2 separate regions of the Homo sapiens genome follow, and region 1 is linked to region 2. Evidence: chromatin loops called from intact Hi-C (ENCODE). Cell type or tissue: heart left ventricle. All regions are shown on one strand. Each heading gives the region's core, and the rest is flanking DNA. Links, peaks and the distances in the headings are about the cores only.

Region 1 (5,379 bases), core at 171-5,170, 830 kb before region 2:
TTGAGCACAAGTTATTCCAAAGTAACCTCATTTCCTTTTTTGATAAAGTTACTATGTTTGTGAATCAGGTGTCTGCCATAAACATTGCAGGTCTTGATTTCAGCTTAGGGTTAACAGTTTCTCTCATGGTTTCCTTGTGGTTAAGATGGTGAAATGTGGGTTGGATGAGAGCAGTGGTTTTGTGTATTTGCAGCTGTCTCAACAGCTGAATCCAAAGAGTGTTGAGTATTGAATGGATGTCACAGACCAGGTGCTGAGCCCCATCAGGGTGGTAGGGAGAGAAGTCACACATTGGCCTGGGCCAAGGGCTTGGCTGGGAGCGAAAGTCTGACACTCTGGGTGAAATAGTCTAGAAATGGGCAGGACTAGTGCCAGCAAACCCCAGACCTGTCACCCAGGGACCAAGGGTTAAGCAGCGTGGATCAGGTGGACACAGGATGGGGGTAGAAGTGAGAAAGATCATGGAGAAGACCTAGAGAGGAGGATGCAGACAAAGACATGGATTTCAGGAGGGAGGAAGAGGAAGGCGGGATCAGAGGGAAGTCAAAGGAAGTCATAGGAGTGGGTGTGCATAGAGTCCTGCTCCAGGTTCCTGCTCCTTGCTTCTTGAAGGTGCATGGGTCCAACTCATGACAATGGATATCAACCTTCAAGGAGGTTTCTTACAAAGTGCCAGCAGCTCTAACCTTGATCCTGTCTGATTTATCATTAGATGAAAATTCAGGAGGCAAACTGATCAAAGGTGTAGATGTCACACATCTGAGAGGGAGAGTTAATACCAGAGGTGACAGAATGAGGGCCCAGAGTGGTCCTGACAGGTTGGAATGTTGGGTCAAAAACAATAAGACACAACTGAACAGGCCTGAATGGAAAGTCTGGCATTTACATGCAAAAAACAAGCGACAAAAAAACCAGAGGAGGGCTCATCGCCTTGGCAGGAAATCACGTGAAAAATATCTGAGGCTTTTCCATGACCACCAGCTCAGAATAAGCCAAGAGTGTGATATGATTGCTAACAATCCAATGCAACAAGAGACAGAAGTATTCAGAGAAATCTTCTGTACTCATGGGAAGGAGTGTTCTCATTATATTTTTAGTCAGATGATATCTGGAGTATCATATTCAATTTGGGGCATCAGATTTTGGGAATGGCATTGATGAATCAGAGTGTGCTCAGAGATAGACTGCTTAAGATGAAGAAAGTTCAAGAAATTATGTGGTGTGAGGAGAGGCTGAAGGATCAGAGAACATTCTGCCTGGAAATGCAAACAGGATTTGTGAGAGAGATGCATGCCATTGAGGAAGAAGCTGAGGTAGAACTAAAACCAAAGGGTGCAAGATATAGGGAATACACCTTCCTGTAAATAAAGACAACCTTTCTGATCATTATAATCAAGAGAAATAGTGTCAGTTGTATACCACTTACAAGTGTCAAAAGCAGGAGCCCATTTGTAAGGTGAGCTATTATTTCCATGCTATGGATCCAGGTAATTGGAACGATCAAGAAATTGCATCCTGCTGTATCTTCAGCACCTAGACCATGACCTGGTAAATACTTGTTGAATGAGTGAGATATCACAGACATTGAATGCCTTCCCCAAGATTGCACAAATGGATTCTCAGGGTTTCTGCCTTTCTGGCTCCACTGCATGCCTTGGAGCAACTCTCAGATGCCCCAGGCTGTCTTGGGGGGTTGAGGTGTCTTGTCTTCAGAGACCACGTGGACATCTGCCGGCATGTATTAGAGAGCTTCCTGGCATAGGGTGGCGGGGGTAGGGGGAACCAGAGTATCTAAAAAACCCTTCCAACTCAGAGGCTTCCCCCAGAATATTCCTAATCTAAGGAACTCTTAGTTGCTGCTTATGAACCCAGGAAGGGTGTGGAATCCGTCTTCACACAGACCCAGCCAGCGGCTGTGGTTGATGCTATCTTCCCCTGGAATCTCTTCAGTGCTCTCCCTCTAGATCCCTATCTGGGTGTGGGTGTGTGTATGTAGTGCTTCTAAATCCAGACACATAGGGTAAAATTTATACATACAAGTTACCAAGAAAGACAGAATTTCAGCTTACTGGGCTGCCTGATGCATGCTTTTGATTTGTCTTTGTTGCCAACCTCTGTAAAAAGTGTAAGTCTTCATATCTGCTTTGTTAAAGGCGAAAACTCCTTTTCTCCAGAACATGGATTCTACAGAGTTGAGGCCATGATCATCTTAAGTGAATTCAAATATATATTCTTTTTACACTGACCTCCAGGATGGGCCAAGGAAAGTGTTTTTCCCTCTTATAGCAAAAGTATAAATTATGATACACCTAGAAAGTCCTCACCCCTTTAATTGTGATGGGGATGAGGTGATCAGACCGAGGGTCATAAAATCGACAATGTCAGCCTATGTTTGCATCAAGTTCTTCTTTCTCCTCCAGGAGAAGTGCAAAAGAAGTCTCCAGTGAATGGAGGGTCCCAGTGGACCACCTTCCAATCCGCAGAGGCTTGGCTGCCTGTCCTGCAGCCGCGTGTATTACTAAGTGGTGTCCAAAATCTCCACTAGGTGGAGAAAAAGAGCGGTTACGAAACGTACAAAGCCCCAAATCAAAAACACAGTCCAAAGAGTAAAATCCAATTCTAAATGGAACTCGAAAACTTGAGAAGTAATTTAAAGGAACCACATTAAATACTAGAATGTTTAATGGGGCCCATGTGTCCTGAGCAGAGAAAGAGAGTGCGAGAAATGGAACAGAGGAAATCAGGGAGACAATATGTCTGTGCGACTTGTTCTAATTAGGGGCACAGCGCTGCTGAGGATCATTCATTATAATTTGGTTAAATCTTCAGTATGGCCAAGGCACCTCTGCTGAGTGGTGTAAAACAAAGGGCTCCGTCGTAAACGGGGTGAGCGTCTCTCCGTTGGAGGTTAACGCCAGTCACTCGGGAGGGCCCAGGGCTGTACATCACTCTCCTGCCAGCTCTTCTTTATGACTCCAACGCTGGGCTCCAGCTAGCAGATGTCTGCAAATTTCGGGGAGGAGGGGGGAGGGGAGCCGGGGGAGGGAGGGGGCCCCCGGCGCTCATTGTCTCCAACTTGTCTGTCGCTTAATTCAGTATCTCTGTCTGCCGCTGGAGCGGGATAGGAAGAGTTCAAAGGAGGAAATCAAAACAATCCATAGATCAGAGCTTGGGAGTGATCGGTGTGGCACCCAGAAATCACCGGCACTCCTCCGGCTCCGCTTTGAAATGTGGACGCCAGCGATGATTTAGTGCGCCGCGCCGGCGCTCGCACCAGCAGCACGTGGAGCGCTTCCTGGGGGGTTATTTTTTTAGAAAGGAGAAGGTAGCCAGAGGCTTGGGGGGTGGGGGGTGTGGTGGTGTGGGTCAGGTTCAGGTTTGTCCCAGGCTAGAGGCGGTGTTTTTAGCTCAGAGCTAACCGTGAGGTGTGCGTGATAAGAAATATCTGAGGTGGAGTTGAATTCCCCCCTGCGCTGCCCTCAGTGCGCACACAGTGCAGCTCAGTCGGGTTTTGAACACTGCAGCTCAGTTCCTTTGGCATGGGTGCTTCACCCAGGCCTCCTACCAAGCTCTCCAGCTTGGGAAGGTGCCGTTGTCTGGTTTATGCTGTTGCCTTCTATCCCACCCCCAGCCAACCAGCTGCTTTGCTGTGACACAGACAGGGCCTCTGCCAGCCTACGGGGTATCCTTAAGTACAACGTGCCCCCTCTGGAAATAAGGGCAGAGCTTGGCCAGGCTGATAGTGCCTTTCTTGAGCTGACACAGCCTTGAGTCAGGCACATGGCTTGTCAATTAAAACGCAGGTTGGATTTCTACCCCTGCTTAACCTTGCCACTAGGTATCTTTGTGCAAAACACAGACTACCCATCCTTAGGCATCTGTCCTGGGGATGGGCAGACTACTAGGCTAGGGCATTTTCCCAGTTACACTTGTGGGTTTGAGCCCCAGACTGATTGTACAAACAAATATTCCCGGCTGTTAGATCTTATGCTGGTTATTGACTGGGCCTGTTTCATTGGATGAGGAGGAGCTGCATTTCCTGGCTTCACCTCCACACCTAGGTGGTCTACCTGCAACTGGATGCTATTGATCAGGTTGAGGAGGAGGGAGAGAATAGATGAGTCAGAGTGACCTGTTCTGTGACTAGTGAAAAGCAGAGGTGCAATAACTTCTAAAGGTAGAATAAATGCTTCAATCCATGTTTCCACCTCCCCAGTTGGGCTAGATACCCTTGTTCTGTGATGTGTATTTGTCCATTCACTTGTTTGACTTCCCCCTCTTAGACTTAACTGTGTAGTCCCTGTTCACTTTTAGGTCCCGATACCCTTTGAGGTGCCAGATTCAATAAGTCCTTGCCTCTTCATATGCGAAGAAAGTACTTTCTACTCTCTTGGCTCTTATTTAGCTGAGTAATTGTAATTTAATTTATTGATCATTTATTGAGCACCTGTGATGCTGGCACTGTGCTATGTGCTAGGAACATAAAGATGATTAAAATTGGTACCTGACCCTAAAGAATTTATACTCAACGGTAAAGTAAGGAGAGAGCTATCTGGGGAGAACTGACAAGTACCCTGCTAAGTTGCAATGTGTAAGCCTAAGAATGCTTATGCACTAGCTACAGTGGGGTCCTAAACAAGGGAGTGATCCAGTTTGAGACAGCCCTAGCGGTAGCCCTGAAGGGGCTCTGGAATTGTCTTATCCAGAGTTCAAGCATGGAGAGGTGTCCTGCTTGGAAAATTGCATGCAGCAACCAGACCTATACTATACTATCCCAAATACTTGGATAGGACAAACTTGGTCGCTTTCTCTGAAGACTCTTAGAAGAGAGGTTCTTCTCTGCTAACCAAATCCAGAAAGCCACCCTGTGGCAGCACCAGGACATAAACCACTGGGTGCCAGACTAGCTAGAAAGGCTGATTCATAGCTATCTTTGGACAAGAACAGCATAAGTGTTTCTCTATTACCCCAGTTGAGATTGTCAACATAAAGACCTGAACTGCCCTGACTTCCACCTCTAAGGTCTACAATTGGTCCAGTCTTGGGCTTCTGATGAATGAGTGAACATGGGAAGAAAGGAATGAATAAACAGTGCATGCATCTGTAAAAATTGCATGCATAACTACAGAGGAGATGAGGAGCAGAGGACTGGGGGTGAAGAGTTCTGTGCTCAAGTTCTGCCTCTGTCTCCCTGACTTTGATCAAGTCATCTCATGCCTTTGAATCTGTTTCTCTTCTGCAAAGGGAAGGGGTTTAAAGAGATAAGCATGAATTAAACAGGGAAGTTGACACAGATGAGGTGGGCACTATCTGTGTTTTGCTTGGAAACCTTCTGGCTGTGGTTAGTGAGGGCAGCATATTGTGGAGGTTCTGGTAACC
Region 2 (5,379 bases), core at 272-5,271:
CCAACTTCCAGCTCTGTTGCTGTAGGCCCTGATGATTCTGGGTTTGCCTTTCATTATCAGTGTTTTATCCTGAAGCTGGTAAGGGGTTGGGCCACAGTTATCACCTTTGGATTGAATGGGTTAAGGCCAGTTTCCAAGCCTAAAGAATGATTGAGAGTGAATAAGTTCTTTCTGGGTTTTGGTCCTGCCTTCACTGCCAGTTCACAGCAAAATTGTGGAGGGGGTAAGTATTAGAAAGAATAATTATTCAAGCAAATTATTAGTGCATGAGGAGTTTTTCTGAATGTAATCTGTCCCATCTGCTCTCATGATTGCCATTAGTTCCACAGGTTCCTCTGGACCTAGTAAGGGTAAAACTTTCTTCTCCCTCTGCCTGTATACAAACCCAACCAATTACCCTCCTCCCAGAAGATGCCACTAGCTACTTCTCACCTATGAGGTACTATCTCTCACTGTAAGTTAATTCTTCAAAGCTTCCTTACACACACTTTTCTTTGATAGTCTGATAGGTAATATGATGGTTAATTTTATGTGTCAACTTGACTAGGCTGCAGGTTGCTCAGATAGTTGATCAAACATTATTCTGGGCCTGGCACGGTGGCTCACGCCTGTAATCTCAGCAACTGGGGAGGCTGAGGAGGTCAAGAGTTCAGGAGCAGCCTGGCCAACATGGCGAAACCCTGTCTCTACTAAGAAAATGCAAAAATTAGCCGGGTGTGGTGGCATGCACCTGTAGTCCCAGCAACTCAGGAGGCTGAAGCATGAGAATTGCTTGAACCTGGGAGGTGGAGGTTGCAGTAAGCTGAAATCTCACCACTGAACTCCAGCCTGGGAGACAGAGTGAGGCTCTGTCTCAAAAAAAAACAAAAACAAAAACAAAAACAAAAAACATTATTCTGGATATGGCTATTTGGAGATGAGATTAACATTTGAATTGGTAGACTGAACAGTAGATTGCCCTCTGTTTTAATATGGATAGACATCATCCAATAGGTGAAGACCTGAACAGAACAAAAAGGCTGACCCCCCCTTGAACAAGGGGGAACTCTTCCTGTCTGACTGCTTTGAACAGAGACATTAGTCTTTGGACTCAAACTGAAACATCACCTCTTCTTGAGTCTTTAGACTGCCAGCTTTCAGACTGGAACTTACACTACCAGAGACTAGGTAATTTATAAAGAAAGGAGGTTTAACTGACTCACAGTTCCACATGGCTGAGGAGGCCTCAGGAAACTTACAATCATGGTGGAAGGCAAAGAGGAAGCAAAGCATGTCTTACATGGCAGCAGGAGACAGAGAGAGAAAGAGTGAGGAAATGCCACACTTAAAACCGTCACCTCTCCTGAGAACTCACTCACTATCACCAGAACAACATATAGGGGAAACGCCCCCCTGATCCAATCACTTCTCACCAAGTCCCTCCCTCAATACCTGGGGATTACAAGCAAGATGAAATTTGGGTAGGGCCATGGAGCCAAAACACATCAGGTGACTGGTCATGTCAGATTGAATCCCAAATAGTGATCAAAATGTTGAGAGTTTCAAAACTACATACTTGGAAGTATTTAACAGAGAGAAGAGAATAACCAGAAAATGATGGCTATTTTTAAATGACCATAAGACTGTCCTTACATAAGATGTTAGGTTTGTTCTTTGTTGTTCTAGAGGGCAGAACTAAGGCCAGTGAGCAAAAATCTAGGGAGGCCTATTTTAGTCTCAGTGAATTCATTCAATAAATGTGCTTTGAAAGGCTACTACATGGCAATCACTGTTCATGACACTTGAGATAACACCATTGAACAAAGAAGACAAAATTCCTGCCCTATGGAATTTACAGTCTAGCAAGGAAAATCTAAGTAATGGGAATCTAAGAACTCAATGGCAGGAAAATGACTTGTCAAGAGTGGGAAAAATGACTCTTGAGTAGCTGAGACTCCTGGCAGAATCTTGATAATTGTATAGCATATTTTGAAGGAGATTTTTAAATCAGAACAGATTTGAGTCAGGTGACCTCTGAGGTTTCTTCTCACTGTGAGAGGCTCTGAATCTTTGACAATATAACTACCTATAAGAACTATCATGGACTTTGCTATAAGTGTTCTCTGAGAATTAGAGTGACTTAATTTCTTCCTTGGATGCCAAAAGAGGGGGTTTATCACTCTCAAACAGCCATTCTATGGCAGTAATTTGGTTCTTACACATGATGTACCACACAGACACTGCTTGGCCACCTTCCACCTGTCCTTCATATCTTAGCTAGAAGATCATTTCCCCTTTCCCTGACCCCTAATGCTAAATTAGATCCTCTTTACACTTTATCTTACCCTTTACTTTTCCTGCAAAGCGCTCACCTCTACTTGTAATTTCACCCCCTTTATGTGTGATTATTGATGTAGCAGCGATATCCCCACGAATCCTCAAGGCCCATTAGAGCAGGGAGTGTACCTGTTTTCTTCACCACTTTATGTGCAGAAGCCACCCCTGTCCCTGACACAGGACAAAGTGCAGTGAATCTATATTTGGTGGTACATGATGGGTGAATTGAGCAGGATATCTGGAGAACAGGAAATTTTCATCTTTAAGTTATCAAGAGCATTGGGTGATGGTTTCACTGTGTAAAGCCACAGAGAAAGGAAGGAGTTCCCCAGGGTTGGACTTTTTCACAGATTCCTCTCTATTCTTATATATCTAGAACTCTGGAATGTCAGAGATGCAGGAGACCTTAGAATTTACTTAATGCCTCGTTTGACAGAAAAGAAAAACCTGAACCTACAGAGAGGAACAGGCTATGAATATGCATGAATCCATGGATACACAGGGCGCATTTCAAGAGCACTTTCTCAGTAATATTTGGGAACACACACACATACACACACACACACACACACACACACACACACACACACACCCCAACCCTCTCAAACCATCCAACTTAAGTTTGAAATTCATCCTAAGCTGTTGATCCAAAAGTGGCTAAAGATGGGAGAATGGGGGGAGGGGGTGTTGCTGGGCTGGTGCGGAGCCAGGGGCCTCACGGGGGGGCTCGGCCCTCACACGCCCGGGGTCCCGGGGGTCCCAGGTGCTGAAGGAGGCCGCAGGGCCCGCCGCGCGGAGCTGAAATGCTGACAGGCCTCTGACTGCGCTGGGCACCACAGTAACTTTCCGAAACCTCCCACGGCGGGGTGGGGGAGGGGAAACCCAAAATCCCAAATATAATTTAATTTCCAGGGTAAACATTTTCCTGTGAAAATGGCCAAGGCGTTCCTCGAGGCGAGGCGGCCCTCTTCGGCAGGACCACACTGCCCCCTTGAGCATCCCGCGGAAACCCTCCGCAGAGTCGCTGAGGCCCGCGGACGCCGTCCTGGGAGCCCGCGGGGAACGGGGATGGAGAGACGCTAGGGCCTGGCTGCACCACGGAGACGGAAGAGGCTGAAGTGGTATCTCTTCTCAAGTGGGCACATAACCAAAACATTAATTATTAGGGACGTTCCGTTTATCTTGAAAGACCTATGAGCAAAGTGCATTACTGGAAGTGGTCAAAATAAACACCTATTGGCTGAGCTGAAGGCTAAAAGGGAACCCTGCTCTAAAGCATCTCCTCTAAGATCCTGCTCCAAGTTGTTCAGCATTTATTAAATGTTTAGTGCACGTCAGAAGCTGTGCTAAAACCGTGTTAGATGTCTTTTTTTTTTTTTTTTTTTTTTTTTTTTGATGGAGTTTTGGCCTTGTTGCCCAGGCTGGAGTGCAATGGCGCATTCTTGGTTCACTGCAACCTCCGCCTCCCGGGTTCAAGGGATTCTCCTGCCTCAGCCTCCCGAGTAGCTGGGATTACAGGTATGTGCCACCAAGCCCGGCTAATTTTTTGTATCTAGTAGAGACAGGGTTTCACCATGTTGGTCAGGCTGGTCTCCAATCCTGACCTGAGGTGATCACCCGCCTCGGGCTCCCAAAGTGCTGGGATTTTAGGCGTGAGCCACCGCGCCTGGTCTATATATTGTTATTTAACCTTTATAACAACCCTGTGAGGTGGAAGTTACCATTTTCTGGATTTTACAGAGGACAAGGACAGAGACTTTGAGAGTTTCAGCAAGTTTTCCATAATTATATCAGTAAATGGCTGAGCAGGGATTAGATTCTATGTCGGTGAGTCTATACTGGAATGTCAGGGAGAACCTAAATGATAATTCTGCCTGTCCGCGGTATGAATTTGGGCTGGCTACCTCCCCTTCTCCAGATCTTCTATTTCTCCTCTGTAAAATGAAGGTCCTGCATTTGACCTCAAGGGTTAAAACTCTAAGCTTCTATGAATCTATGGCACTGGCAGCTTAACAGGAATTAGTTCAATAGATTGGCGAATCAGAAGCACTGAAAAGAGCCTCAAGATGGGAAAGTTTGGACAAGCAGTAGTGTAGCAATGGAGGTCAGCTTTGCACAGGACACAGTGCTGGGGACCCAGAGCCTGGGCAAATGGAATGGATGCATAAAGAAAGGAGCCAGGTCCAGATGTGTGTCCTATAATTACACAGATTCCACCTGCTTTCTAATTTGCACACAAAATGGCCTTGCACAGATAGAGTTGTTAGCTGGTCCATCTTAGATCAAAGACAAACTATTCTGCCATGTTACAAGGTGATAATTCCATTTATAATACGATGTCTATGCTGGTTGGAGTTTATATGAAGACAGTGGGGATGTAGCGTTTAAAAACTGTGGAAGTAAATGGAATTGAAAAGCCATTTATCGCTTCCTCTCTCAAATCTGTCTCCTGTGGGTTAGGGAGAAAGTCAGTAGGCTCTCATGGTAAACTGCTGACCTTGGAAAATTGCTTCTTAAAATAATAGTTATAACTTTCTGAGCTCCATCTCTGTCACTGACATTAGTGTAATGATTGCCAGAAAGTTCCCAGATTCATTACCTTGTGGATATTGCAATATTTGAGACCTTCAGTGCTTCAATTTAATTTCATATACACACATATACATTGAGCCACTATATATACTAAGAACTATTACTCTATTCTGGAAGCTGGGGTAAGAGATCATTTCAATTTTACTCTCAAGAAATTCTTAGTCTTTGGCATAAGAAACAAAAAGAGCAACTGTTAACATTTCAAGCTGGTAAGAGTCATGCGAGAGGTTTGCCTGGGGTCTTATGGGACTCAGATCCCTATTCAGTCTGACTGAGAAAGAAAGGTTAGAAGAACTATGCGGAGGAAGAGATAAATCCAGTCCGGTGAGTGAGGGCAGGAAGAATGTTCTAGACAAAGGAACTATCACGAGCAAAGACACTGCCGCATGAAACACCACGGTTTATTCGTGGAACTGCATAAAGTTGTTCTGGCAGCAGGAAGGATGCCTGTGGGACAGTGGCACAGGATGA

The links. Peaks named below come from ENCODE experiments on the same cell type or tissue, not always from the same donor. Only the 100,000 strongest peaks of a DNase experiment are listed, where the experiment ranks them.
Region 1: it touches region 2 in a loop (7-fold over the local background); 2 of 110 quality-filtered maps call a loop at or near these places.

Annotation. Positions count from the first base shown.
Region 1 is chr17:56,676,516-56,681,894 of GRCh38, reverse strand. No RefSeq gene overlaps it. Among named protein-coding and RNA genes, the nearest start is that of NOG, 86 kb to the right of the region's middle. In heart left ventricle, for the core only: a CTCF peak has its summit at 2,543 (motif pointing right); no DNase peak of the experiment used is centred there; H3K4me3 peaks cover 720 bases; H3K27me3 peaks cover 4,764 bases.
Region 2 is chr17:55,843,417-55,848,795 of GRCh38, reverse strand. It overlaps a transcript of PCTP not described here. Among named protein-coding and RNA genes, the nearest start is that of PCTP, 95 kb to the right of the region's middle. In heart left ventricle, for the core only: a CTCF peak has its summit at 3,327; a DNase peak (open chromatin) is centred at 3,325; H3K4me3 peaks cover 365 bases.